3 separate regions of the Mus musculus genome follow, and all the other regions are linked to region 3. Evidence: chromatin loops called from intact Hi-C (ENCODE). Cell type or tissue: left cerebral cortex. All regions are shown on one strand. Links, peaks and the distances in the headings refer to the core of each region. The heading gives the core; the rest is flanking DNA.

The links. Hi-C counts contacts between places; a loop is a spot of excess contacts. Peaks named below come from ENCODE experiments on the same cell type or tissue, not always from the same donor. Only the 100,000 strongest peaks of a DNase experiment are listed, where the experiment ranks them.
Region 1: a loop joins it to region 3, with 3 times the contacts of the local background. A loop is called at or near these places in 9 of 42 quality-filtered maps.
Region 2: a loop joins it to region 3, with 8 times the contacts of the local background. A loop is called at or near these places in 37 of 42 quality-filtered maps.

Annotation. Positions count from the first base shown.
Region 1 is chr17:28,200,492-28,210,328 of GRCm38, reverse strand. Zfp523 (zinc finger protein 523) reads right to left here. Exons shown (of 14, transcript NM_001357995.1): 7 at 9,815-9,837; 8 at 9,196-9,321; 9 at 8,889-9,068; 10 at 7,981-8,214; 11 at 7,731-7,894; 12 at 7,079-7,243; 13 at 5,761-5,874; 14 at 4,443-5,218. The coding sequence ends at 5,120. Def6 (differentially expressed in FDCP 6) reads right to left here and starts at 2,551. Exons shown (of 11, transcript NM_027185.3): 1 at 2,391-2,551. The coding sequence starts at 2,486. In left cerebral cortex, for the core only: CTCF peaks have their summits at 2,592, 5,618 and 5,827 (motif pointing left); DNase peaks (open chromatin) are centred at 2,580 and 5,807; H3K4me3 peaks cover 598 bases; H3K27ac peaks cover 1,035 bases.
Region 2 is chr17:28,221,223-28,231,059 of GRCm38, reverse strand. It overlaps Def6 (differentially expressed in FDCP 6), which reads right to left. Exons shown (of 11, transcript NM_027185.3): 6 at 7,280-7,388; 7 at 6,874-7,172; 8 at 5,049-5,215; 9 at 4,761-4,959; 10 at 3,163-3,253; 11 at 2,452-2,991. The coding sequence ends at 2,771. Among named protein-coding and RNA genes, the nearest start is that of Ppard, 6.6 kb to the left of the region's middle. In left cerebral cortex, for the core only: CTCF peaks have their summits at 4,827 (motif pointing left) and 6,940; DNase peaks (open chromatin) are centred at 4,847, 6,830 and 7,318; H3K4me3 peaks cover 1,712 bases; H3K27ac peaks cover 2,142 bases.
Region 3 is chr17:28,303,554-28,313,390 of GRCm38, reverse strand. No RefSeq gene overlaps it. Among named protein-coding and RNA genes, the nearest start is that of Fance, 5.1 kb to the left of the region's middle. In left cerebral cortex, for the core only: CTCF peaks have their summits at 116, 384 (motif pointing right), 2,399 (motif pointing right) and 4,368 (motif pointing right); DNase peaks (open chromatin) are centred at 360 and 4,381; H3K4me3 peaks cover 501 bases; H3K27ac peaks cover 225 bases.

The DNA of each region.
Region 1 (9,837 bases), core at 1,205-9,204, 100 kb after region 3:
AAAAAAAAAAAAAAAAAAATCTTGTTTCTCCCGCACCCAGCCCTGCCCCCCCCCCAAAAAACCTCCCTCCCTCTCTGTCCTCTACATTCGTTTTTCTTCTTCTTCTTCTTCTTCTTCTTCTTCTTCTTCTTCTTCTTCTCCTTCTTTCTCCTTCTCCTCCTTCTTTCTCCTCCTCCTCCTCCTTCTTCTTCTCCTTCTTCTTTTTTCTTTTCTTTTCTTTTTTTTTTTTTTTTTTTTTTTTGAGACAATCCCTGGAGTGTCGTGCTTCAACCTCAAGTCCTGGGATCACAGGTGTGCCACCACATCCAGGTGTGTCCCACCTGGGCTTTTCTCAGCCCAGCCCCTCCCCCTCCCCCTCTGGCCCCCCCCAGGATGCACCAGGCCAACCAAAGCAGCCCTCCATAAGCATTCGGAGGGGAGAAGAGGCAACTCAGACTCAGTGTGATCTGGGGTTGGGGGGGTTATACAGTTTCCTGCCTGTCCCCATCAGAGGCCACCAAGGCTGTGAACCATATTCTTAAAACCAGCTAAGCCCGAGCCCTCACCCCCTACATCCACAGGAGACTGGGTGTACCCTGCTAGCCTATCTCTGTCCTCTGCTTCTTCCTCCACCTTCTGACCACTTCTCCATTCCTCCTCTCTGACTCTCCCCACCTCCAGCAATGTCATTACTTCCCTCCCGGCCCAGCATCCACCACATTGGCCCAGGTTGGGGGGGGGGGACCCTTCCCTCACATGCAAGGGTCCTGACATTTCTGCCTCTCATTCACATGGCCCCAAAACTCTCAGTGTTAGTTTGAGAGTGGACAGGTTTCCTGTGAGGCAGATGTGAGTGACATTTACTGTTTCTGGCCAGAGATGTCACTACAAGAGGGCTCGATTCGAGCAGGGAGGAGCACAGTTTAAGGGTATATGCGCTCAGAGGTTCTTCCCCAGAAATTCCCAACCTGTGGGCATTGGGGAGTGGGAGTGGGGCAGGAAGGGGCTGGTCAGAAGCTAACGGGGGGGGGGGCTCTAATTGGGAGGCCTTTCTAACTGATGACACCAAGGGCTGCACACTATGCACACAAGGCACACAGAGAGCCTGGAGAGGGGTCAGAAGTCACAGAGATGGAACATAGTATCTTGGGAGCAAGAAGCCATGTGGTGGAGTACTAAAGAGACAGGGTTTGGGGGAAGGTGTGTGTGTGGGGGGGGGGGGCACAGTTTCTACAGGATTGGTGTCTGGATGACCTGTTTTTCTTTCTGGGCAGAACTCAACTCGGTGACGAGAGCTGGGCAGACATGGGAAGGGCTAACCTTGCCTCTCTAGGGAACCAGAGGTGGTACTGGACTCTCTTTCCTGGGGCAGTAGAACCTTAGTCATTAGATGCTCAGAAAGCCAGCTCAGCTGGGTAGATGGAGCTGGCTAGAGCTTCTAAGTTCATAGGACCCAGCTTCAGCAATGTCGGAGTTGAGACAGAGGTGGGCCATGCCTGTTCTGTGCCATCTGCCTCCCAGGGTTCCTATCATGGTTGTGAACAGTGGAAATTGTAAATACCCAGATCTTGAGGGGCGAGTGGGAGGCAGACACAGCCTCCTGTGGTGCTCCAGGTAAAGTATTTACAGAGAGTGACTGGATCCCTAGCAGGGTTGAGGCTACTCTGACACTTGGCCCAACACTCCCTGGCTCCAGCAGCCTAGACTTCTGCTGGTTTCTCCTACATTCTCCCCTGGGAAGAAGACACCTACCCAGGAAGGAGAGAGCTCCTTCCGCTCCTTGGAACTGTCCAGGCCTAATGGTTTTAAGATGATGGGGGTGAGTAGAGTGTGTGTGTGTGTGTGTGTGTGTGTGTGTGTGGTCACGGAAGAGGTTTTCTCAGACCCGGCTTCCCCGACACCCTCAGCCCGAGGTCTTATAAGATAAATCTCCCAACCTGTTCTGTTCCTGCGCTGATAGGTGGCCCACATTACCGCTTGCTTCAAGTCGCCAGCTTGCTTTGCAAATGGAGGAGGCTCTCAGAGCCAAGGGCAAGCACTAACTGTTTTTCTTCAAAGCCATGAGGAAGCCACAGGGAGGAGCAGGGTACGTGCCCAAGCATGACGCTGGGGAACCCACAAGGAGCCCGGGAAGGGGCCTGGCTACTCAATCTCGGAACCTCGTGATGCCACCTCTACTGTCTGTCCAGTCAGGGTACTTGGTTCTAGACAGTGGCTTCTGGTGGCATGAGCCCTCTGGGGAGCATCCACTGAGCTACGCTGCCTTTGTGGCCCCGTCAGCGCTCCACCCGGGGCCAGGGCTGCTGGATGGCAAGGTGTCTGCCAGTAGCAAAGGCTTCCGTGGCTGACTCTCTGGGGTGGGAGCTGGCACGTTGAGTCAGCCTCCCCTGAGCCCCAAGGATGCCACTCACCTTGAGTTGGGACTTGGAGACCTTGCCGCTCTTCTCCACGTCCAGTGCAGTGAAGGCGTACCAGATAGACTTGAGCAGCTCCTTGCGCAGGGCCATGGCTGAGGCGCCCGCCCCGGCCCAGGGGCGGCTCTGACACCAAGATCCGGTTTCAGGAAATGCAAACGGCTGCAGACCGCAGAGAGGCCCTGGTGCAGAGCGGAGCGAGAGCTCCACCTGCCTGTTCCCTCTTGCTTCCAGGGCCTAGCCAGCTGCTCTCGCCACGCTCTGCTTCCAGGGCTGACCCTCCCAGAGCTGGAGCCCTCCTTTGGGCCCTGGCTCCCTCAGCACAGATAGTCACTTTAGAAGCCTGCTTGCCTCAGGATCTTCCCAGGCTCCCAGTGGTAGCTCTAGAGAGAGGAAGCAGGCCCTTCCAGACTTGGAGGGACACAGGATCAGGAGTCAAGCTTACCAAGTGGAAGCGATTGGATGAGTTAGCCCCAACAGTCTACTCTTAGTACGTTCCTACCTCACAGAGCTGTGTGGGTGCCTGAGACTGGACAGAAAGAAAACTGTAGGCCCTGTAGGCCCGGGACAGGATATTTCTTTAGAGCCACCCAGCAGAAGCTCAGTGCAGAGTTCTACCCAAGCAAAAGCAACCCAGCGGAGGAAGGACAGAGCCAGCTGCTTCTCCGCTTCTCCACGACAGGGTGCCTTGGCAGTTTGGTTTGCTGTTTCCCCCTCCCCGGGCCTTGGCTCTAAAAGAAACTTCAGAATACTGCCCACTTTGTACTTGATGGCTTTCAAGACACCAGAGCCTGTATTTAGGCACACAGGGTGACCTTGACAGTGGGGCTCACGTCAGAAATCCAGTCAGGGGCAGGGCAGGCCATGGGCAGAGCCCTCTTCAGCAGCCTCCACTTCTTCAGATGCAATGCCCACACAGATCATGGTGGCCATTAAATTTCAATGAAGTCAGTGGAAGCTAATTCTGGAGTTGTGCTCCACCCATCCACCTACTCACTCACAGGGGCATATACCCAGCCCCTCCACTTGCTCCTCACTTGGAGTTCTAAAACCTTGGGATGAGTTTGAGACCACCTAGGCTATGAAGAACAGTTCTGTCTCAAAAACAAACTATAAAAAAGCCCAGAAGGGGGGAGGGAGGAAGGGAGGGGAGAGAGAGAGAGGAAGAGAGAGAGAGAGAGGAAGAAGGAGGAGGAGGAGGAAGAGGAGGAAGAAGAAGAGGAGGAGAGGGGGAAGAGGAAGAGAGGAGGAGGAAGAGGAGGAGGAAGAAGAGGAGGAGGAGAGGAAGAGGAGGAGGAGGAGAGAAAAGATCCCAGCTGAGCAACAGCAAATGAGGGCTTCCTTAGGTGTCCCAGGAGAGGATAATCTTATGCACTTGGTCCCTGATTTCCTGGCTCTGTCAGCAGGAAGGGGCTGGGGGCTCATGAGAGCATCATACAGAGAGATGACGAGGAGGGAGGGAGAGGCTCCCACAGTTCCCACAGTGTTCCTACACAGCTGTGGGTAGCATTATAGCTGCTCTTCATGAGGTGCCAGAACCTGTCCAGCTGTGGCTGCTCTGGCCTTCTGACGTTCTTTTTGGGGGTTCTTTAGCGGGGTCCCCCTGTGTCTTTGGGGTCTCACGGCATGAACTTAGACATCCTGCCCCCTAACTGGGTTACAGAGCCGGGATGTTAGCACTGGGAAGAAGTCACTGGAACCCTGGTGAGGTTGTATGTAGTGATGGTGGCAGGGAAGGAAGGGTCCAGGCTCTGTTCAATGATGGCAAGGCAGAAGACCCAGAATTCTGGCAGCCCGGGCATTACCCCAGATTCAGCCACAGCCCAGGAAGAAGCACAGCCACTCGGGTCCTGTTTGGCGTAGGTGTGGGCAAAAGCCTACCAGCGGGTCCCAGAGCTCACCTCTCTTAGGGCCTCTTCCTGCCTGGACCCATGGAGAGCCACCTGCTGCATGGGTGGGCGCTGAGGCCACGCAGGGCTAGGAAAGCAGGCTGGAGCTTGGCCAGCCCTGCCACCAGGGACCAGCACTGAAATGATGGAGGAGCCCAGGTGGAAACTTGCAACTTTTATTAAATACTCATCCGCCCGTTTGCCACCACCACCCAGAGCAGGAAAAAAAATTATCAAAATAGGATTAAAAACCCAAACCACAAAACAAATGAAACCCAGTCCCCAGCAGTCTGGGTACAGGCCACTCGCTTGCCTCTCTGCCACAGACAAGCGAAGAGGCACCTTCACTCCAGCCACAGGCCCCTGAGGAATTAATTCTGACTGTGGTGGTGGGAAGTCCCTGGTGCCAAGTGGCTAGGCATCTTGGCCACCGTAGCCCCAGGAGACGGTTATTGCTGGGAGGCGCTGGGCTGAAAGCTGTCGGCCTTTCCCCTGGTGGTACTAGCAGCCAGGGTGGAGGCCAGTCCTCGTCCACCTAGTCACCACCTCCCTGAGGAAGGGAGTGGACAGAGCAGGAATAATATCCTGCCAAGGGAGGGACGCAGGTGTCTGGCAGCCTGGTGACCAAGCTCAGTGTCGACTGCCTGCTGCCTGGCCCTCATCTTGGGTGTAGCCCACAGACCTTTCCACTAGAGGCCATTTTCCTGTTGCCTCATCACCCCTGAGGCCTATGCGGCCATCTTCTTGGGGTCAGCTGTGGCTGGGGGCCCCGGAGGCAGGGCTGCCTGTGAGCATGGAGCCTTCTCCAGTGTGGTGTGGGAGCTGGTCCTCTTGGGCTCAGCAGCCGCTCTCTGTGGTTTCCAGGGTCACAGCCCCTTGCTGCATAGCAGCAGTGGCTACGCTTATGGCCTCCTCCAGGGTCTGCTGGTCCTCCAGCTGTGGAGAGGTGCAGCAGGGGGAGAGGTCAGTTCCTCCCTTCCAGACCCCACAGACCTGTGTGCTCCACCCACTCCCTTGGTTGGTTTGGTTTTCGAGACAGGTTTCTCTGTGTAGCCCTGGCTGTCCTGAAACTCACTCTGTAGTGAGTGGCCTCAAACTCAGAGATCCACCTGCCTCTGCCTCCCAAGTGCTGGGGTTAAAGGCTCTTTCTTATTAGGGCTCTACTAGAGGAAAACTCCCTGGTAAAGAGCCCTGTTAGGCACGTCCTGGGCAGACCACAGGCTACTCTGTGTTAGACATCAGCTGGCTCACAGAACAGCAACTGGCTGGAAAACGCCTTAGAGAGGATTCGCTCCAGCTTCTCTGTCTCCCAGGTGGAGAGACTAAGCGTGAAGCACAGGTGCTGCCTCAGCCACCCCAAGGTGAAGGACTCCCCAGTCTCCTTGTATAGGCAGAGGGGGCCTGAGCTCTCCCTCACTGCCCACGCCCCCCACCCCCACTCCCTTTCAGGCTCCCTCTCCCTCCAGTCTTCAGCCCACCTGCACTGCGATGTGTGTTCCGTTGGCTGTGGCCAACAGCGCCACCTGTTGGTGATGAAGAGACGCCACGCTTGAGTCCTCAGTCACCAAGGCCCCAGAGGTAATGATTGTGACCTGGAGACACAGAAGCAGAAGACCTTGCACCTGCTCCATGGCTGGGGCAGCACAGACGGGACGGACAAGGTCACTGCGCTGTGGAGGTGATTGTGATTGCATTTTTCTCTTTAGTTTGCACGATTTTCTTGCAGGCTGTCAGGTTGGTAGAGACAGCACTGGGGACTGAACTTAGGGACTTGGTGTTCAGAGCCACCAAGCTACACCCAGTCCTTCCCATGCTTTGTGTTTTTGAGTAAGCTGTCCAGGCTGACCCGGAGCTGTCTTAGTTCCAAATCGCAGGGAGTACACCTATGGCAGATACGCTGCCTGGAGCTGCCTGCCAAAGGCTTTTAAGGATGAAGGTTGCTGAGGGGACTGGTTTTTTATTTTTTTGTTTTTTAAAATTTATTTATTTATTATATGTAAGTACACTGTAGCTGTCTTCAGAAACCCCAGAAGAGGGTATCAGATCTCATTACAGATGGCTGTGAGGCACCATGTGGTTGCTGGGATTTGAACTCAGGACCTTCAGAAGAGCAGTCGGTGCTCTTAACCGCTGAGCCATCTCTCCAGCCCTAGGGGACTGGATTTGTTTGTTGTTTGAGACATGGTCTCTCTTTGTGGTCCTAGAAATTGTTATAATATAGATCAGGCTGGCCTTGAACTCACAGATGCTTTCCTGCCTCTGCCTCCAGAGTGTTGGGATTAAAGGTGTGTACCACCACACCTGGCCTTTGAGGGGTGACTTTAAAGTCTGGGAGGTTGGGGTCTGGTGAGATGGCTCAGTGGTTAAGAGCACCAACTGCTCTTCCAAAGGTCCTGAGTTCAAATCCCAGCAACCACATGGTGGCTCACAACCATCTATAATGCTATCTTCTGGAGTGTCTGAAGACAGCTACAGTGTACTTACATATAATGAATAAATAAATAAATAAATAGTCTGGGTGGTTGAGTCTTGGGAACTGAACCTAGGACTTCACACATGCCAGATGGCAGCTCTATGACTGAGCTGTACCCCATACTTTGCTTTGCCCAGACTGACCTTAAAGTTGTGGTCCTCCTGCCTTAGCTACAACTACAGGCTCATACCACTAGGCCTGGCAGGGAGACTTTTATGGTGTCTTTGTCTCATGAAATCTTGGATGGTTTGGTCTGTGCATGTAATGCCCTCTGACCCCCATGACAAGGTTACACAGAGAACAAGGAAAGTGCCTGGTCATACGGGCTGAGTCTGCGTGCCATCAGCGCTGACCATGGTGACCGTGTGTGTGCCAGATGTGGCTAGTTCTTCATGATGACCGGGGATGGTGAGGGTGGTGCTGCCGTGCTGTGTCACCACACTGATGGCACTCCCCAGGGCCTGCAGGTCTTCTGGGGACAGGCTGACCTGCAGACAGGAGGGACATGAGCTGGAGTCAGGGGTGGGAGCACTGGGCTTGGGCACTGGCACAGCGCAGGGCCACGGCTACAGAAGCAGCAGCAAGGCCTCTCTCTGGCACTTGCACCTCCCACTACTTTGCCTCTGTAACCCCCTGCATGCAGGTCAGGGCCTCCACCTAGCGTGCCTTCCTCTTCACCCTAGTAGAAAGAGGCACACTAGACAATGAGGTATGGCCAAGGGGCAAGGTACTCTGTGGCCACAACACTGGCAGACTTCTGACTTCAAGATCCTCGAGACCTGATGTGACCCCACTTAAGCACAGGCATGTCATTCAGATGAGGACACTGGGAGGAGCAGGGCTGGGTGACACACTGGTCCCCTCAGATCTAGCTCTCTAAAGCCCATAAAGGCAAAACAGGTGCTTGGGTGGAGGTGAGGCCGAGGACCTCAGGGGCCATTGGGAGACTGCTCCACCCATCCCCAGGGCTTCTACCTGCTGGGTACCGTCCTGAGTGATCAGAGCCACCTGAGGGGGCCCATCCTCCTCCGTCACCATGGCTACTTGGGTTGGGATGGCACTGCTCTCTTCCTTCACTTCCGAAAGGTAAGCAATGTGGGTTGGTTTGGGTGGGGGGCTTTCCTCAGCAGCAGAGGCGGCTAGGAAAAGAGAGCCTAGACTGTTACTCGATGCTAGATGTCCGGAGAGGCTCTGTGGCCCTGCCTCCCACTCTCTGCTCCCTCACCCTCCAGCTGCTGCTGCTCATACAGGGCCTGCTCGCTCTCCTCCGTGGCCTCCAGCTCCCCGTGTGCGCTGCGCTTGTGCATGGCCAGGGTGGAGGTTTGCCGGTAGGTCTTGCCACAGCTACTGCACGTGTAGGGCTTGCAATGTGTGTGCACCACGTGGTGTTTGTACAGGCTCGAGTACTCCGTAAAGCGCTTTCCGCAGCCTGGCACCGTGCAAACGTATGGCTTCTCCCCTGGGGACACTGGGCTGTGAGGGGGGTGGGAACTGGGGCTGGCAAGGGGGAAGCTAAGGGGATAGGGTTGGGGACAGGACTGGTGACAGGAAAGCCAGGGGAAAGGGCTGAGAACTGAGACTTGGGGGCAGGAGTTGGGGAAGATGGCCTGTGGAAGACAGGAGGGCACGAGATTGGGACCTCCGCACCCAGAGACAAGGTGGAAAGAGTAAGGGGCACTTAGAGAAGGGGAGTGAGGGCAGACACTGCAATGGTGGGGTACGGGGCTAAGAGTTGCAGGCATAAGAGGAGAGACAGTGGGGTAAAGAACACAGTGTCAGGATGGGAGAAATGGCTGAGAGATGGCGGGAAGCTAGACAGGGGCTGGCACTGGAGACTGGACCCCAGAGTCACGTGCAGAGTAGATGCTTGAAGGAGACACAGGTGACATTTCCATCCAAGTGCGGCTAGGAGCTGTCCTACTCTACAGAGGCGAACAGGACTGTCGGACTAGACCCAGCTACCAATGGGGCACTGCTCATGGTAGGTGAGACAGCATTTGGGGTACCCACCCCTGCCCAGCCTGGAGTGGCTGGCTGGCAGAGAAGGCTGGAGCTGAGAGGTCCCCGATCAGAAGCCCACAGAAGGGGGAGGTGGGGTCTGGGGAGGGGCTCCTCACACACCAGCTGGCCCACCTGTATGGATGCGCACATGATTCTTGTAGTTGGTGGCGCTGGTGAAGCCACGACCACAGTGGGGCTCGGGGCAGGTGTAGGGCCGCTCGCCTGTGTGGGTGCGCACATGTACCTTGCGGATATTTGATGTGGTGAAGGAGCGGCCACAGCCCTCAAAAGGGCACCGGAATGGGCGCTCACCTGTGCAGACAGGGGATTGAGGGACAGCTCAGGAGGGCCAGAGCAAGAAAGGACAGCTCTGGGCTCTGGGCCTCAATCTGAAAAGCAGAGTGAGCCCCTGGGGATGGGGCAGCAGGGCCCAGCCTACCTGTGTGGGTCCGCACGTGTTTCTGCAGGTCCCCTGAGGTCTTGAAGGCTTTGCTGCACAGCTCCTCTGGGCACTTGTATGGTTTCTCACCCGTGTGAGTACGAACATGACTTTTTAGCCCATAGCCTGTCCATGTGTGGTGTGATATAAGAAGAGTGGTCAGCGAAGCCTCATCCCTGCCTGCCTGCCTTAGAGGCTCTCTATCCTAAGTGATGTTCCAGGATGCTCCACAGGCCCAGGACAGCCCCTGACCCATCCTGCCAAGGAAAAGCCCACAGTGCCCTGGGACGCTTTGTAAGGCCAGACGGAGACATTCCAGAGCATGAATCTCAGAGGGAGCCTAGAGAAGCTGAGCCCGAGGGCCCTTGTTTCCCAGAGCAAACAAAGCCAGAGAAGCCACAGGCTTCAGCAGCCTACAGCTGGTGGCTGCCAGAGCTGATACAAGAGACAGGCCTCTCTCCTGTGCCCCAGCCTCTTCCAAAGGTCCTTCAGAGACACCTCAGTGGTCTCTCTGGGACAGCACAGTCTGTGCTTGGCCACCTTTGTGAGGTCCCCAAGTAGATCTAGAACCCTTTGCTGTCAACTGGTTTCAGACCTTGCCTTCATCCAGATATGTTACCTGTTGCAAAGGCCTTTCCACAG
Region 2 (9,837 bases), core at 880-8,879, 83 kb after region 3:
CTTCCCTTGTCCTCCAAGACTGTAGTAAAAAATGGCCTGGGGAAGTCAGAGATTTCTGCCATTTTGTGTCTGGCAGAGCTCTGGTGGAGGGTCTCGAGCTGGTCTTGAACTCCTGACCTTCCTGCCTGCACTTCCCACATGCTGGAATCCTCTAGACCCAGTTTATGTGGCTCTGAGTATGGAACAAGGGCTTCATGCTAAGCAAGAACTCTACTCCTCTGCTAGATTCTTAATGTTGGTTTTGAGAATTTCACACTTGCCCATTTTGTATTTTGACCATAGTCATGCTCACTCCTTCCCCTAACTCCTCCCAGGTCCAAATCCAGACCCACCACCCCATCAGCTGCCATCATCAGCACTGCAGAAACACAGCAGACCAGGCAAGCCTGGGCAGCCTCCACTCCTAGTGTGGGGCGGGACCTGCTTCCCTTAGTTATCCCATAGCACATGGAGTTCGGACTTCACCTCCTACCCCTCAGCTCTGTGCCCTCACGCTAGCGCTAGCAGGAGTTTCGTGACACTTTAAATGTCACAAACTTCCTTGAAAGTGCATCGGGTGCACTTGCAAGGCTGTGACCTTTGCGATGAGATAGCAAGCAAACTCCAGGAAAGCAGGGAACCCTTCCCAGATAATAGCTCACGGCAAACCCCTGGCCCGTGGTAAGGAATCATTGGGTTTGATGCTGGACGGACTTGATCTCCAGTCTCAGCAATGTCCTCACTTTCTAACTGTGCCACACCCAGCCACACATCCCACTCATTCAAGACATGTTTGGTACACAGTTTTCTTAGGAGCAAGCTCTGTGCCAGGCATTGGGGACAGCGTTGAGGAATTCATGTCCTTGTCTTCAAGGACCTCCAACATTTAGAAATGAGGAGAAAGGAGCGCATAGTGAGACCTAGAAGAGCAAGAGGAAGAAGCTGAGGCTGTGCCCCTGCAGCAGAACTGTAGCAGGTCTTCTTGGCTTGATGACTATGGCCTTCGTGTCCCACAGGGCACAGGGGCAAGTAAGCGTGACTATCAAAAGTCATTCTGCAGGTCCAGGGTGGTGGCTCAACAGGTAAAGGCACCAGCTGCCAAGTTTGATGACCTGGGACCACATGGTAGAAGGAGAACTGTTTCCTGAAAGTTGTCCTCTGACCTCTACACACTCACCATGATGTGAGTGTGTGTGTGCGCACGTGTGCGTGTGTGTGTGTGCATACAGACAGACACACAGACAGACGGATGGACGGACAGACACACAGAGAGAATATAGAGAATATAATTAAATTAACTCTTGGATGTAGCTAAGCCTGATTGTGTCTACCAGTATCCCCAGAACTTGAAAGACTTAGGCAGGAGCCTCAGTTGGGGACCATCGGGGCTATAAAGTGAGAGCCTGTCTTAATCCAAACAAAGTCTTTTGGACAGCGGCAAGGGCTGGGCAGGATTTCCAAACACCCATCCGGGCAGCAGAATTAGAAGGGAGTCCGGGAAGCTCTTAGTTAACTAGGAGCTGACAGGTTAGAAGGCAGTGGCCTCTGGTCATAGCACCACAGGGGTAGTGACTTACTAAACGTGGGGCCGAGTGGAGGAGTCAATTAATGGCTCACACTCTGCAGCTATGAGGATGGGAAAGGACCTTGTATTAGTCATTCAGTGTCACTGTGACAGTGTCTGACACAAACAACCCAAGGGAGGGAAGACTTCTTTTGGCTTAGGTTTCTGAGGGCTCGCTCTGTCATGATGCGGTAGGCACGGTGATGTAGCTCAGTCAGAGATCGCTTACATCCAGGAAGGACAGCAGTAGAGAGCATAGTGTGACCACTTCCCAGGAGGCTCAACAGTCTCCCAGACATAGTGCCCTCGTGGAGGAACTGGCACCTAACACACTCGCAAGGGGACAATCCAGACGTAACCCATTCTAGAGAGAAGTACAGGGTATAATGAACGGGGACCCCAGTGGATGTCCCAGGCTTGGGATGAGGGGTATGGAAATGGAATCTAGAATCTCAGAAGTCTTGTCTAGGAGAACAAGGACCACTAGTCAGAGAAAATGGGAAAAGTTTGGAAGGCTTTGGACAAGTTACCCAACCTGCCTGGACCTCTGTTACTGTGATAACAGCCGTCCAGCACTTAGGGGTTCTTTGCGAATGACGTAACATGGGTGGACTCCAGGTAGACAGTAGATGCTCAATAAACACTTTCAGATACTAGTAATGACGACGCTCCACTCAGGCCTGCTACATCAGGGATTATGATCCTCTCTATAGACCAATGTGTGTATGGGGGGGCGTGAAGTTCACCCGTGAGAAAATGGCAGAGCCTAGTTCAGCCCACAGTCCGTGTTCCTAACCACTTTGCCACACCTGCTGTCCCTGGGACCTAGAACTTGAACTCGAGGGAGGGATGGGGAGGTGGTTGGAGGGAGGGATGGATAAAGGAAGGGAGGGAGGGAAGGGCAGGAGCAGTGGGCAGTTGTGAGCAGTTTTATTTGGAAGTATGTCTCCATAACTTGGTCTGGAGGGAGGGGCGTATGATCTTGTCTTGGTCATTCCTTTTCTTTCCCAGTTCTGGTCCCAGATCCTTGAGACTGAAGCACACAACCATATTCTCAAGTATTAATATCTCAAACAGCCTCCACGGTCTCGGCCTGCTGAGAATGGCAACCAAGTTCAATCCTTGATCGGCTTTTGGTCGGCAGGTGGTAGCACCAGGAATCACCCACAGGCCTGCTGTGGCCAAGTCCGTAGACACAGCATCGGAAGAACAAGGGGGTGGTCGGAGCTAATTCCCTGGTGCTGGATCCAGTTTTTCTTCCTGAGAGGCCAAAGCTAGGATGGGAGTCTCATCTCCACCATTGAGGGACTTCTGTTCGCTGCTATTGACTGAGAGGGTTCTGTTACCTTGGGAACCCCAGCGGGTCAGGCGCTTTAGAGAGGAGTCCCGGCGGGCAAGCGGAGGGGGCTGGAAGCCCGTGAAGGAGCTGCTGGTGGTGGGTCGCTTATCTGGCAGAGAGAAGAGAGGGAGAAAGGGAAAATGTGAGTCAGAATGGGAGAGGTGAGGGTTGTGCCTCTGCTCTGGGAGAAGGGAAACCTTTGACCTTCAGTTCCACCTCCTTCATGATCCGGGTGATCTGGCAGCCTCCCCTCCTTCCTCCCAAGCCAGGGAAGGCTCACCTCCTGGCTCGATCGGATGCATGAGCCTGTTCATCTGGACATTCCAGTGTTTCACGTTGGTGCTGGCCTGGCGCAACTTCCTCTGGGCAGCCTATGGGGCAAGGCGGTGGGAGTGGGTCAGAACTGCCATCCGTGGTGGTGGAGGCTGCTGGCCTGGTCATCTTCAGAGGCCCTGAGAATCTGATCACAGCTACCCATCCCCCACCCCTACCCCCCAGGAAGTCCTGTAAGGCTGGGCATGGTGGTGAGGTGCATGCCATGCCTGTAACTCTAGTACTTGGGATGTAGAGGAGAGGGAGGTCAAAGCCTGGGCTACATAATGAGTTAAAGGCCAGCGTGGGTTACAGGAGATCCTGCCTGTAGCCTTGTAGCCTGTGGATGCTGGGAACTGAACTCCAGTCCTCTGGAAGAGCAGCATGTACTCTTAACCACTAAGCTACCACTTCAGCCCCGGTTAAAAATTAAAAAAAAAAAAAAATAGGTAGGGTATGTAACTGTCTGTCCTAAACTCATTCTAAAGATCAGGCTGGCCTAGAACTCAACCAATGTATATGTGTGTGTGTATATATATATGAATGACTGACATCATTGGGGGGTTGGAGAGGTGGCTCAGTGGTTAAGAGCACTGTCTGCTCTTCAAGAGGTCCTGAGTTCAATTCCCAGCAAGCACATTGGATCACAACCATCTGTAATGGGATCTGATGCCTTCTTCTGGCATGCAGGTGGGCATGCAGACAGAGCAGTCATACATAAAATAAATAAAACATTTTTAAATTACTTTAAGAAAAAACACATCATTGGGCTGGAGTAAAAAGCACTGATTGCAACCAAAAAAAAAAAAAAAAAAAAAAAAAAAAAGATTAAAGCCGGGCGTGCCTTTAATTCCAGCACTCGGGAGGCAGAGGCAGGCGGATTTCTGAGTTTGAGGCCAGCCTGGTCTACAAAGTGAGCTCCAGGACAGCCAGGGCTATACAGAGAAACCCTGTCTCGAAAAACCAAAAAAAAAAAAAAAAGTACTGATTGCTTTTAAAAGACCAGGGTTGAACTCTATCAGCACCATATAGTAGCTTACAACTGTAACTCCAGACTCAGGGGATGCAATAACTAACACCTGCTGGCCTCTGTGCACACTGTTCACACGTAGTACACAGACATTCATGCAGACAAAGCACACATACACATACATTTTAATAAGTTTTAAAAGAGATTAAAAAAGAAACAAATCTAAAACCAAAACAACAACAACAACAACCTAGAACCTTTTCTACAGGCATTCAAGCTCCGGGGAGTGTTTTGGAGGCTAGGAGGTGGGGAATCCTGCCCAGGTTAATAATACTATTGGCAAACACAGCCACAGGTGTGTTCAGCATTTACATACTAAATACCATGCTTAAACTAAGCTTGTTCTGTAGTGGTAACGTGGTATCTGCTTCCTCTCACAGATAAGAGACTTCAGACAGAGAGGTTAGGCAATCTGTAGGCGATGGCACAGCCAGCTGATGATAATGCGAGTTGGCAGACAGGTAGCTTGGCTCTGGGGTCCGGCTCAGTGACACACTGGCTCCCCCAGCTTCTCCCGGTTCCCGGCCTTGTCTCACCTCCACGTCCTCGTCTGCCCTCTGCCGGTTCTGCCGCACTTCCTCCAGCTGCTGCTGGGCGTGCTGCAGGGAACGGCTCTGCAGCGCCATCTCCTGCTGGAGCTCCTGCTTCTCCTGCTGCGCTCGCTCGATGTAGCGCTCTTGCTCCTCCTTCAGATGCATCAGCTGCTTCAGCTTCTCCTCCTCCTCCTCCAGCAGCCTGCCAGAGTGCACAGGGACATCTCAGAGCCGGGGAGGGAGGGTCCGCGCGGGCGCTGGCAGGAAAGGTTCCCTGGCCACCGTGCCTACCTGGTCTGGGCGAGGCGCACGGCCTCCTCATCCCGCCTAGCTTTCACCTCTAGTTGCAGAGCTTCCTGCAGCCGCTCCTGCATCTCCTCCAGTTCAGCGATGCGCTGCCGTTGCCGGGCCGCCTCTTCCTTCTTCAGCTCCATCTCAGCCTGCATAGAGGCCCGGGCCTGTGGGGAGCAAAGAGCGAATCAGTGGGACACCGGAGGAGAAAGACAGGCTACTGCCCCCTCCCCAGCCAACTCCCCAACCCCCCAACCCTAACTCTTCCTGGCTCTGTGTATGGAGGGTCTTTAGTTGGGGTTTCCTGATCTGACCTGTTTAAGACCCTGAATCCTCCTATTGTTTTTGCACTGACCTTAGAAAGAATAATTAGACGCTTGCTGGGGCTGTAGCTCAGCAGCAGAGGGCTCACCTGATGTGCCCATGGCTGTATGTTTGCTATCCAGCCTCACACAAAACAACACCGGTTATAATTACATGTAATTAAACATCATAATACGTTATATTACAATAAACCAGCATATTAAACGAAGGTAATCCCTTCCTAGCTCCTACCCTAACAATTATAATATCATTATGGCGGGTGCCAGGAACTGCAATTATTACAATAACCACAAGTTATTGAACGCTTTTATTTTTCTTCTGAGACCAAGTTTCTCTGAGGCTGACCTCGACCTCACAGAGATTCTCCTGCCTCTGCCTCCCAAGTGCTGGGAATAAAAGCGTGTGCCACCACCACCCAGGTTGTTGTTGTTATAGTTTTATTAGTTCATATGCATGGGTGTTTTGGCTGCATATGTCTGTGCACCACATGAGAACACTACTCGCAGAGGCAAGAAGAGGGTGTGCGATCTGCTGGCTGGCTATGAGCTCCCATGTGGGTGCACAAGCTCAAGCTTGGTCCTCTGAAAAAGCAGCCAGTGGTCTTAACTGTGAGGCTATCATTTTAGACCTACTTTGTTCTTTGAGACAGGATCTCAGGTAGTGCAGGTTGGCCTCAAACTCACTAAGTAGCACCTGCCTGGCTTTATTAAACTCCTTACATCTATTCCTTCACAGAATCCTCGTCCCATTTCCATATACAGAGCTCTAGTTACTGATACGGAGAGACTTAGTGCATGTCTGAGCTCATACAGCTCTTAAGGCGGAGGTGTAATGGGCACACATGCCACAGCATGCCTGTGGCGGTCAGAGGACAACGTTGTGGAGCCGGTTCCCTCTGCCCATCTTTCTGGGGTTCCAGGAACGGAATTCAGGACGCTAGGTATGTGTGGCAAGCACCTTTATCCTTTGAGCCAGCTCTAGAATTGCGTTTTCTCAATTTAAAATTTAAAGTCAATTGCTTCTGTGCATCTACTCTGCCCTTCACATGCATCCCGTCTTATGGTCCCCAAACTGGTTTTGTTAAAATTTAGTTCAAGTCTAGATTGATTTCATTCCAAATTATTTGCAATCAAGAAGCCTTAAGCAGCTTCCTCGGCCCAAGTCCTGCCTCCAGAAAAGAATTCTGAACCAGGTCTCATTCTACCAGGGGTTTTCCCTAGCCCTAACCTTGTTCCGGCCCTACCCTAACATTCGTTAGGCCATGCCCAAAGCATCCAGGCTCTACTCCAACCTATTCCCCTAAGGGCCCCTCAGGCCCCGCCCACAGCATCTTTCAGTCTCTACCTTAGGTCCATCCTTCAGCCAATGGGCTCCACCCTATCTAGGCCCCGCCCATAGCATCCTCCAGACCATGGACTACGCCCTGCTCTTCTTCCTGTCACGCCCCGGTCATAACCCCGCCCCAACCCTTCCCCGGCCCCGCCCTCTGGGCCAGTCTCACCTGCTCCGCCTCCCGCAGCTGGCCCTCCAGAGCCTGCTGCAGCTCCTTGTGCTGGCTACGGCGGCGCTCCTCCTCTTCCTGCAGCAGCCGCTCGGCCTGCCGCTGAGCCTCCTGCAGCAGCTCCAGTTCTTGCAGCTTCCTCTCCTTCTCCTCCTGCAGCTGCTGCAGTCGCAGCAGCTCCTCCTCCTTGGCTGCCCGGCGTCGCTCGCGCTGTTCCCGCTGCTCCCGCCGCTTCTGTTTCAGGTCCTTGTGCAGCGACGTCTTCCCCTCCGCCTGCAGCCGGATCGCAGTCTGGATGGCTAAGGGCAGAGCCGGACGGAGTCAGCCCTGGTCTAGTCACCACCGCAAAGGGGCCCCAAAGGTCACTCCGGTGAACAGGCCCAGTTAGACCCAGGCCGGCACTCACCGGCCGTCCACTCCTGGCGCTGGCGGGTGTCTGAGGCGCTCATCTCATAGGTGCGGCTGGCAGTCTTCACACAAAACATGCAGCGCTTTCCTTCGCGGTCCGGAAGCACCTACAGGATGGCCCAGGCCAAGTGACTTCGCTGACATAGGAGCCACATCTGCCCCAGTAGTACCCCAGCTCCAGCTTCCTCCTCTTTCTCTTGGCTGACCATCTTCTCTGGGACCGTTCCTACCCTGCCAGGAGTATGCATGGTCTGGGGTGGATCGTTAGTTACGGGGTGCGTGCGAGCCACTTTATTCTTGGTATCTCTCCACAAGGTTTAGTACATAGTACATGCTTGAACATGTGCCTGGAGCCTCACTCAGCACCTACAACTGCTGATTTCCACCTGGTCTCTTAAATGGCACTCGTTCTTCAAGGGTTTGGAGATACTGATAATGCAGGGTGTGTTTGACATCCTTGCTCTTCTGCCCTAGTGTTCTCTTGTGTTCTCTCTCTCTCTCTCTCTCTCTCTCTCTCTCTCTCTCTCTCTGAGGCAGGGTTTCTTTGTGTAGCTCTGACTGTCCTAGACTAGCTCTATAGACCAGGCTGGCTTCAAACTCTCCCTCTGCCTCCCAAGTGCTGGGATTAAAGGCGTGTACCACAACGTGCCCAGCTCTGCACTAGTGTTTTCCATACAACATTTATCTACAGTCATATATTCCTGTCGGACCTTACTTCATAGAGAACGTAATTGGCTCTGAGATATCTGGAGCCTTACCCAACACCTGTTTCTTTGTGCAACAGAAAGGGATAATGCCTCGGGGAACTATTTTCTCTTGAGACAAGGTTTTGTTGTGTAGCCCAGGTTGGCCTCCTACCTCAAAAGTCTCCTCTGCCCCAGTCTCTGGAGTATGAGGAGCCCTTAATAATTTTTTTTTCTTTTGGTTTTTTCGAGACAGGGTTTCTCTGTGTAGCCCTGGCTGTCCTGGAACTAACTCACTTTGTAGACCAGGCTGGCCTCGAACTCAGAAATCCGCCTGCCTCTGCCTCCCAAGTGCTGGGATTAAAGGCGTGCGCCACCACTGCCCGGCTCCCCAGCTCCAATTGGTTCTTGATCTGTCAGTAAAGAAGCCATGAGCCAATTGCTGGGCAGAAGGGATAGGCGGGACCTCCGGGTCCCTGGAGGCAAGCAGACAGATCCAAGGAAGGAGAGGAGAGTTCGTCATGCTTCAGATGGAAAAAAGTTGACCAGCCATGTGAGACCTCTAAACGGAGTGGCCACACAGGCCACTCCTACATGCAGGGGGTCAGGGGTGTTTAGCAGGGACTAGATGTACTGAGCAACTAAAGTTTAGGGCAGGTGGGAGGTGCAGAGCTAAGAGTATTGATAAGGGCATGCTAGCCATAGGAGTTTAATAATGCCCATGAATAGTGCCAAGAAGGCAAGTTGAAAATGAACAACGTGTGTGTCTGTGTCTTTATCCCTGGGTTCAAGGGAAGCTGGGTGGGGGCTGGTTGCTTGGCCATTCCCAGAGCTTAGGCGGGGTAGCAAAATCTACACTTCACACCTACACAGGTCATAAGCCCCAGAGGAGAGCCCAAAATGATCGTGCTGCTAAATGTATGTATGAAACTGACTCCTAATGTCTCATAGGCATTCCCTAGGCTGGGAAGCTCCTGTCGTCAGTAGATGGTGTTTAACACACTGATCCACAATTGGCCAGGGTGCAGAATGCTCAGCCCGAAACGGAAAAGATAAACTGCAAACTCCCTCCCAAGGTTCAGGGATCACTTCAGAAGGGAGTAGAAAAACCGTAAGAGCCCGAGGCAGCTGGTGACTGCAAGGAACCATTATCTTCTGGACCTGGCAGGGCAGATGCACGAATGAGCACACACATATTTGACAGCATACACAAAGCCTGTGCAAGCTCATGCCAGACCAAATCCCAGAAAGGACGGGGGGGTTGGGCAGTGGTGCTACTGGCAAATTGTTAGTTGCTGGGAGAGGAAGAGTGTAGCACTTGGTAAGACACAAATTATCCTGAAAGATTCAAAAAAAAAAAAAAAAAGATACAAAGTTGGGTAGGGAAAAAGGAGGGGTGAGCCGAGGAAGAGTTAGGGAATGGGAGGTGAGTATGATCAAGACAAGTTGTATGAAATTCTCAGCTATAAAAGGATCAGTCCCTAGAGTCTGTGTCCAAAGCTGGGTGTGACGTCATCAGAGCCGGGTGTGACGTCATCAGAGCCGGGTGTGATGTCATCGAAGCTGGGTGTGATGTCATCAGAGCCGGGTGTGATGTCATCGAAGCTGGGTATGACTGTACATGCTTTTGTACTAGCACTGAGGAAGTGGAGACAGGCAGATGCCAGAACGTGATGGCCACCAGCCTAACTTACACGGCAAGATCCGCACCAGTGAGAGACTCTGTCTCAAAACCAAAGAAACTGAGGTTGCTGAGGTGGGTGGTAGTTCAATTGGAAAGTGCTTGTGGTATAAGAATGCACACCTGAGTCCTAGCCCAGCATCAAGGAAACAGGCAGGCATGATGAGGCCTGCTATAATCCCAGTGTTGGCA
Region 3 (9,837 bases), core at 27-8,026:
ACTCCCTGCATAGTACGAGAAGCCCGCGAAGGGGCGGGGCCGGTTCCTGCGTCTGGAGCCAATCTGATCCGCGCTTGATGGAGCGGCTGTACTATACTGCTGCCTAATCTTAGTCCTTCTCCACGTCTTTTTAAAATGTTTCTTTTCAAAAATTATTTTATGCCGGGCGTGGTGGCGCACGCCTTTAATCCCAGCACTCGGGAGGCAGAGGCAGGCGGATTTCTGAGTTCGAGGCCAGCCTGGTCTACAGAGTGAGTTCCAGGACAGCCAGGGCTATACAGAGAAACCCTGTCTCGAGAAAAAAAAAAAAAGCAAAAATTATTTTATGCGTATGGGTGATTTGCTTGTATATATGTAAATGCACTATGTCTAGTGCCCGCGGAGGCCAGAAGAGGGCGTGGGATGTCCTGGGACTGGAGTTAGCGGCTGTAAATTTACATGTGGGGTCCTCTGCAAGAGCAGCTAATACTCTTAACCGCTGAGCCATCATCCCTCCAACTCTGTTTCCATTTTGCCTTTTCTGTGTGTGTGTGTGTGTGTGTGTGTGTGTGTGCCTGTGTGTATATATATGTATGTGGGCCAAATGTGTGCAGGAGACCTGGAAGGTCAGAAGAGAAAATCAAAATCTTTGAAACTTGAGTTATAGGCAGTTAAGACTGCACGCGCATGCTGAGAAACCCCAGTCTTTACGAATACAATTAGCACTCTTAACCACTAAGCCATCTCTCTAGTTCCTATCCTTTTACATTTCTATTTTTACTCATGTGTATGGGGCGTATGTGTATGTGTAGCTGGGAAATATCTCTATGTGTATATAGTATGTATGTGTTCTGAACCTTAGTCCTCTGTGAGACAGCAATATGGCCTCTTAACTGATAAGACATCTCCCCAGCCACAAATTATCAAATATTTTGACCGTGACAGTTACTTTCAGGAAGAAAAAAAAAAAAAAGGAGATAAATTGAGATGCCTTATAATAGGATGACCAGGCAAAATGAACCCAATAAGGTCCAGGTCAGGGAGTCTGTAGGGAGGTTGCTACAGGAAGAGAAGAAACAGGGCAACGGCCCTGGAGCTGCAGGGTGGCTGAAGAGGAGATCAGAGAGGCTACCAGGCTTGAGGTCACACAGAGGACATTGGCTTTCTACTCTATCATGGGAACCCATGGCAGCATTTTTGAGCTGATTTTGATCTAAGCCAAACTATTTATTTCAAAAGAATTAGTTGGAAAAGGTGAGGTCTTTACTGCTTCACAAAGTGGGAGAAAAGGCAAAAAGACAAAAAAAAAAAAAAGAAAAAAAAGAAAGAAAGAAAAAAAGAAAGGAAGGAAGAAAGAAAGAAAAAGAAAATGCCTTCTTCTAGTAACCTCCTTTCTCGGTGTTCCACAGAGGAACTGTGGCAGATGTGGGCCCTAAGAAGTACAGCTGGGACCTCCCCCAAGCCTCAACCAGGACCTCACTGCCTAAGGCTTCGCATTTGAGTCATCTGGGTAGAAGTGGGGCAGAGTTCTAAACCTGGTTTAGGTTTCCACATTCAGAGAAGTCCAGGACAATATCCTCACCCCCTGAGGAATGTACAGTGCAGTCCCCCAGAAGTCAAGGAAAGCAGATGGTCCCTGGGGACAGGGCCTAAAAACGAACAGTCTTCAGACAGCATGGGACAGCTCAGTTATAGCTTATTGTTTTTTTCTACCAAAATCCTTCTACAAAACAGTAAAGTTTAAAAAAAATATCAAAGACTTGTAAAGAGCCTTTCTTCACTGTGGTCCTCTCCTCATCCCGACACCCACGCATCCTCCTCCTCCCCCACCCCAGGCTGGGAAACTTCAGCTCACAGGGGAGGAGGTGGAGGGTTTGAAGCAAAGCCCCAAGGGATTACCAGTCACCACTAAAATTTCTCACCCAGCAGGTCCCTTTCCTTCCCTCCCCTCCCCTCTCCTCCCCTCCTCTCCCCTCCCCTCTCCTTCCTTTCTTCCTTCCTTCCTTCCTTCCTTCCTTCCTTCCTTCCTTTTGTTTTAGATTTATTTATTATTATACATAAATACACTGTAGCTGTCTTCAGACACACCAGAAGAGGGCGTCAGATCTCATTACCATGGTTGTGAGCCACCATGTGGTTGCTGGGATTTGAACTCAGAAGAGCAGTCAGTGCTCTTACCCGCTGAGCCATCTCGCCAGCCCCTCTTTCTTTCTTAATATTTATTTATTTTATGTCTATGAGTACACTGTAGCTGTCTTCAGACGATCAGATCCCATTACAGATGGTTGTGAGTCACCGTCACCATGTGGTTGCTGGAAATTGGAACTCAGGACCTCTGGAAGAGCAGCCAGTGCTTTTTTTTTTTTTTTAGTTTTTTAATGCATGAGTGCTCTACTGTATATACATCTGAAGGCCAGAAGAGGGCATCAGATCCCTTCCTAGATGGTTGTGAGCCACCATGTGGTTGCTGGGAATTTAACTCAGGACCTCTGGAAGAAGGGACAGTGCTTCTAACCACTGAGCCATCTCTTCAGCCCCCAGTCAGTACTTTTTGTTTGTTTGTTTTTGTTTTGTTTTGTTTTGTTTTTCGAGACAGGGTTTCTCTGTGTAGCCCTGGCTGTCCTGGAACTCACTCTGTAGACCAGGCTGGCCTCGAACTCAGAAATCTGCCTGCCTCTGCCTCCCAAGTGCTAGGATTAAAGGCGTGCGCCACCACGCCTGGCTCTAGATTTTTGTTGTTGTTGTTGCCCAGTCAGTACTCTTAACGCTGAGCATTTCTCCAGCCTCTTTCCCTGTTCTCCTGGCAGCTGAAAGCTAAGGGAAGAAGAGTGCATGTCCCCCCCCCCCCCACCCCAACCCTCCAAAAGTACAGGAGCAAGGCCAGGGCACAATCTGGAAGAGCACATCTTTCTCTGGCTTGCTGGTCTCTAGGAATGATTTGGCTCCAACTCCATAAAGCAGAAAGAAAAACCCAGAAGCCTTTGGCTTTAGCCATAGCTGATAGGGGACAGACTCACAGGTGAAGTCTGGCAAGTTGGACATGGCACAATATTGTCACATTAGGGTAGACATCATCTATATTTCTTATATAATGCATTACATTTATGGTGGATATTTTAAAAATATTGGTTCTCAGCCTGGCAGTGGTGGTGCACACCTTTAATCCCAGCACTTAGGAGGAAGAGGCAGACAGATTTCTGAGTTCGAGGCCAGCCTGGTCTACAGAGTGAGTTCCAGGACAGCCAGGGCTACACAGAGAAACCCTGTCTTGAAAAACCAAACCAAACAAACAAACAAAGAACAACAGCAACAACAACAAAACTGGTTCTCATGTAACCTAGGCTGCCTGCCAACTTGATGTGTCACTCAGGATGACCTGGGACTTCTGAGCCTCCTGCCTCCACCTCCCAACTACTGGGATTACGGGTGTCTGCCCATATTCCTAGCAAGGAGCAAACTGAGGGCTTGTGCCTGCTGGGCGATCATACTGAGACCCAGTCCCAGCCCCAGCCTTCATGGATATTGTATTATTTTCCTTCCTTTCTTCCTTCCTTCCTTCCTTCCTCTCTCTCTCTCTCTCTCTCTCTCTCTCTCTCTCTTTCTTTCTTTTCTTTTTTTGACACAGGGTTTCTCTGTGTAGCCCTGGCTGTCCTGGAACTCACTTTGTAGACCAGGCTGGCTTTGAACTCAGAAGTTCTCTTTCCTCTGCCTTCCAAGTGCTTGGATTAAAGGTGTGTGCCACTACGTCCGGCTTGTATTACTTTTCTATTGCTGCGATAAAGTACCATGGCTAGGGGCTGGAGAGATGGCTCAGTGTTTATGAGCACCGATTGCTCTTCCAGAGGACCAGAATTCAATTCCTGGCAGGCAGCTCACAACTGTGTGACTCCAGTTCCAGAGGATCTGACAGCCTCTCATAGACAGGCAGGTAGAACACCAATGCACATAAAAAATAAATAAATCTTTAAACAACAACACCAGGACCAAAACAACTGGTATAAGAGTATTTTATTTGGGCTTATGGTTCCAGAGAGTTAGGAGCCCATGATGGCAGAGTAGACTAGGCTTGCGAGTTGGAACTGCTGAGCTTAAACTGCAAACGAAAACTAGATAGCAAACTGGGAACTGCACTTGGCTTTGAACCCTCAGAGCTGGTCCCCTGGTGACATATTTCTTCCAGTGGAAACCAGATCTGTTTGAAAGGTGCTAAAAGGAGAGATGAAGAATCCGATTCAAGCTGTTTTCTTCCAGTAGAAAAGGACTCTCAAGTCTGGTGGGTGATTTTCTCCATGTTATACACAGTACCAAAGCACGCTCTTTAAGTGGGAAAGGTGGCGAGGTGAGGATCCTCCTTCCACTTGTAGGGTTGACGTTTATACCACCGTCTTCCAGCAGGTGGCAGTGAAGCGCCTTAATGGAGACCCTTCTAGAACTCTGTCTCAGAGCAGCGGACCACGAACCTCTTTTCAACTTAAATACTAGCAATATACAAGGACAGGACCCTCAGCTGTGCCTCTGGAGCCACGTTAGAACACTGCATTGGGCTATGGGTGGCCTTAGCTGGTGCAGCTGCCGGCTAATGGATGTTCAGTGATGAGGCCAAAGTGGGTTGTGGACACTTGAGGTCAGCCTCAGGGAGGCCAGCCAGGGTCGGGAGTGCACGGAAGAAGAGTTTGTCACGAAGCCTTCTTAAATCCATGACCATCTGGACCCTTCCCACTCCCCACGTAAACACGGGGCCCCCAGAGCACCCAGGGGGCAGCAGAAATTCCTCAAAACAACTCCCCCCCCCCTTTCAAAAACTACCTCTAGGATGGTTCCAGGAGGTGGCCCCATGGGAGCCCCAGGACTTCCCTTTCCTGGCCCCTACGTGACACTAGCCACGTTAACACCTGTGCTGGAAGCTTTGAGTGGCTTCTGTTTCTGTTTTGCTTGAGACAGGCTGTCATTATGTAGCTCTGGCTGTGTGTAGATCAAACTGGCCTCAAGCTCTGCCCCCTAAGAGCTGGGATTAAAGGTATACACACCCACAGATCTCTCATTCTCTCTTTTTTAACGTTTTGGTTTACTCTTTTGAGACAGGGTGTCCTGTTGCTCAGGCTGGCCTCAAACTTGCTATGTAGCCAAGGATGACATTGAATTTTGTTTTGTTTTCTTTGCTTGTTTTGAGACAAGGTTTCTCTGTGTAGCCTTGGCTGTCCTGGAACTCACTCTGTAGACCAGGCTGGCCTGGAACTCACAGAGATCTGCTTGCCTCTGCCTCCATCCCGAGCACTGGGATTAAAGGCGTGCACGCCCCCACTGCCAGGCTTGAGCCTCATAGGTCTCTTAAGCATTCCTCCACCTAGTCTGTTTCCTCTTCCTTCGGAGTTCCTTTCCTCTTTGTTCTGGTGCCAGCTTGGACCCGAACACTGGAGTCCACATCCCACTTGCCTCTTCAAGCTACATAGACCAGGCCTTTGTTTTTTCTTCCATAGTTTGGGGAGATGAAGGGTCCTCACCTCACACAGTGATGATAGGTGACCCCCCTCACTCCCCCCCAACACACACCACAGGCTCTCATTCCAGTCCTCCAGTACTGAGCTCAACAGACCTTCCAGAGCCTTCCAACTGGAATACAAGTGACTGGTGACACCCACTTTAACCTCCACCTGCCTGTAGCATCCTTATTTTCTTCTCGCAGAAGGCCCCACTCTCCCTCCAGTGTTCCCCGGGGCGTTGCTTTTCCTCGGTCGGTCGCTGACCAGGTACCATTGTGGTTCATAGGCAAGTCCCGCAGATGAGGCTGATGGAACCTTCGAGCTGGACAGAGGCCATTCCTCCATCCCACCACCCTCACCCCACCCCCACCCCCACCCCTGCTGCTAGCCCTCCCATGCTGACTTGAGGATATCCAAGGAGGAACATTGGTTGCTCTTCTGCCCTGGGCACAGGTACCTCAGGCGGTGGGTGTGGTTGAGCAAGATGTCAAAGGCCCACATTTTATCCACAGGGATGCCAAACACTGAATCCTGACTGTTCTCCTTCCACTGTGGCCCCAGGGTGGCTCACACACTCTCCCAATACAGTCCCAAAACAGCCTCAGGTGGCACAAAATGTTCCTGAGCCCCCCGGCCCTCCAGGTCTTAGCATCCTAGAGGGCCAGTGTGCCATCTGCCCTCAGCATCTCCTGCTGCTCAGGGTCGAGCGAGGCTCTGTGCTGGGGCCTTGAACTCCTGTGTGAGTGGCCAGGCTTGAGGCTCCTGGGAGGGGCTATGGTTCCTGTCAGAAGCTTTTCTGCTCACTCAGGTGGCATCTACAGAGAGCCAACTGCATGCAAGGCTTTGTAGTAAACTCGGCTCTCACCCAGGCCCTGCCCCAGGAAGGGGAAGTCTCAGGAATCTCTCACACCCACTGTGCATCCTCCAGTACGGTACCTGTTACCTATGAGCACCTGAATGATCCAAATTCATAGGTGTTCAGGGCCTAAAATAAAAGGAAGACTAAAATACTTTACATTGATTGAATTAGTTGATAACACTGCACACATAATTTTGATCCATTAGACTATATAAAATGCTTTTGTGGGTGGTTGAGATGGGGTCTTATATAGCCCAGGCTGGCCCAAACGCAAAGCAACCTTCATTTCTTAGTCCTCACAAGTCTGGAGACTACATGTGTGAGCCACCATGCTCAACTACGTGGAAATTATTATTATTTTTTAAAGATTTATTTATTTTATGTATGTGAGTACACGGTAGCTGTACAGATGGTTGTGAGCCTTCATGTGGTTGTTGGGAATTGAGTTTTAGGACCTCTGCTCACTCTCGTCTGCCCCACTCACTCTGGTCAACTCTGCTTGCTCAGTACCTGCTCACTCTGGCCCAAAGATTTATTTATTATTATTATACCGCTCTTAATCGCTGAGCCATCTCACCAGCCCAGAAATTATTATTTTTTTTTTTCTCAAGACAGGGTTTCTCTGTGTAGCCCTGGCTGTCCTGGAACTCACTCTGTAGACCAGGCTGGCCTCCAACTCAGAAATCCACCTACCTCTGCCTCCCAAGTGCTGGGATTAAAGGCGTGTGCCACCACTGCCCGGCCCGGAAATTATTTTTTAACCATTAAAAAGATATCAATGGGGCTGGAGGGATGGCTCAGCGGTTAAGAGCACTGACTGCTCTTCCAGAGGTCCTGAGTTCAATTCCCAGCAACCACATGGTGGCTCACAACCATCTGTAATAGGATCTGATGCCCTCTTCTGGTGTGTCAGAAGACAGTGACAGTGTAAAAAGGTATCAAGTGTCCCAGGTGCTGGTGGCGCACGCCTTTAATCCTAGCACTAGGTAGGCAGAGGCAGGAGGATCCCTGAGTTCAATGCTAGCCTAGTCTACAGAGTTCAATGATAGCCAGGGATACACAGAGAAAGCCTGTCTTGAAAAAACAAACAAGAAAAGCTACCATGTGGGACTGGAGGGATGGCTTCGTGGTTAGGAACACTTCCTGCTTCATGGAGGAACTAGGTTCAGTTCCAGCACTCAGGTTTGAGGCCAGCTTGGGCTACAATATCAAGGTCCAGGCTAGCCCATGTCTCAAAAATCCACAACAAGGGCTAGAACACTGGCTGCTCTTGCAGAGGACTTGGGTTCAGGCCCCAGCAGCCACATGGTGGCTCACACTATCTGTGACTCCAGTTCCAGTGTATCCAAACACCTCTCCTGGCTTTCAAAGGCACCAAGCATACAAACGATGCACAGGCATGCATGCAGCCATACAAACAAACAAACAAACAAATAAACAAAGTGATGGTTTTCATGAGCATGGCCCCATATGCTCATATGTTTGAGTGCTTGGTCCCCAGCTAGTGGAACTGTGTGGGGAGGATTAGGAGGTGTGTCCTGGTTGGAGGAGGTGTGTCACTGGGGATGGTCTTTGAGATTTCAAAAGCCCAAACCACTCCCAGTTAGCGAGTTCTCTGTCTCTGTCTCTCTCTCTGCCTCCTGCTTGTGGCTGAGATGTGAGCTCTCAGCTACCGCTCCAGTGCCATGCCTGCCTGCCTGCTAGCTAGCTACACTCCTGCCTTGATTGTTATGTGTAGCCTCCCCTCCCCCAGCCTTAAAGGTCCCACTGTTTATATCATCGGGATTGAGCCGCAATCGTTCTGCCACGCCCACTGCTGGAGCTTGGCGCTTTGCTGTTCTGGAGCCACACACGTGGTCACCCTGCTACTGGACTCCAAGATTATTTGGCGGGAATCGGGCCCCCTTCCCCTGCTTCATAACTGCGTGTGGAATAGTAAGATTGAGCTTTGATCAGGATGGCTGTCTTAGCTGCATCTTTCTCTCGCCGCCTAGCCCCTCTTCTCTTCTAGGTTTCCAAAATGCCTTTCCAGGCTAGAACCCAGACCTGAGATCTGCTGGCGGGACACAACAGTTATGGACCCTGACACTCTGGAATTGTAATCCCCCAACAAACTGTTTCTTTTTTTAAGTTGCCTTGGTCATGGTGCTTTGACCAACACACACAGATCAACACTTTCCAAACAAAATGACCCTGAGATCCTGAGCAGAACTTGCACTGTACCCCAAGTGCCCCCGGTCAGCTCGCTGTCTTAATGGTCAGACTGGCTGGTGGAGCTTGGGGGATGGGGCGCTGTTGGGAAGATTTTTAAGTCAAAGTCTGTCTGTCAGTCCATCCCATCTAATGCCCCATCCTGTTGCCCTTCCCTACCCCCAGCTAAATACCACACCCAGGACCTTGCTCTTAGGTGAACACTGCTCTACTACTAAGCTCAACCACAAATTCTAAAGCTAGAGGTGGAGGCTGATTCGTCAGAGGTCACAGGACACCTGGGACTGGGGAGGCAGCAGAGTGGGAGCAGAGAGGCTGGAAGAGTCGGGAAGCCATCAGGACTGGAGTGAACCAGACCAGCCCCTGGTTGTTACAATCAAAAGCCCCAACTTTGTCTGGGCTGCTGCTCTCCTGACCTTTCCCGACCCTGGGCAGGAAGGGAGCACTGGCATCTCTCATAGTAAACATCCTTTTGAGTTTTTGGCCTCTTACTGGGTCTGCTTTTCTTCCAGCTTAGAAAACCCGCAGGTGTCAGTCTGTACACTAATCCCTCCTTCTGCCCAAACAAACCCCAGCTCTCCTGGGAGGATGGATGGCTTCTAGGTATTGGCAAATTAACTTGTACTAACGTGTGAATGTCTGATGGAAAGCCTTAGTGGACGTGCAGAGCCCGGACACAAAAATGGGAGAGAAAGAAGGTAAGGGGAGGGCTGGAGAGGTGGCTCAGCAGTTAAGAGCACTGACTGCTCTTCTAGAGGTCCTGAGTTCAATTCCCAGCAATCACATGGTGGCTCACAAACATCTGTAATGAGATCTGATGCCCTCTTCTGGTGTTTCTGAAGACAGCAACAGTGTACTCACATACTTTAAATAAATAAATAGCATCTCTTTTTTTAAAAAATGATAAGGGAAGCAGACCTGAGCTAGCCTAAAATAGGCTGGGTAACCTTGGCATGTTCCTTTCCATTCTGGGCTCTTTCTTCTCTATGACAAGGAAGCCCTTCTTCTCCTGATATACTCAAAAACCTTAAGGGACTCAGCTTGCAATAGCCAGATTGGACCCCAAGTAATTTTACGTCTTTCCAATGCTTCCCAGAGATCCAGACCTGTCCCGTACCTCTATGGTTGCTGAGGACAGGAGCCACTCTCCCTGCTATAAGTTGCTGTCCCCATACTACAGTGTCTATCCCAGTTGCAGCCCTGGTGAGAAGCTGGCAAGGATGTCCAGGGAGAACCTTCATCCCACAAACCCTGAAGAGGGAAGGAGCCTCAGACAGCTGCTGCCCCCATCTCAGGCCTGAAGGAAGG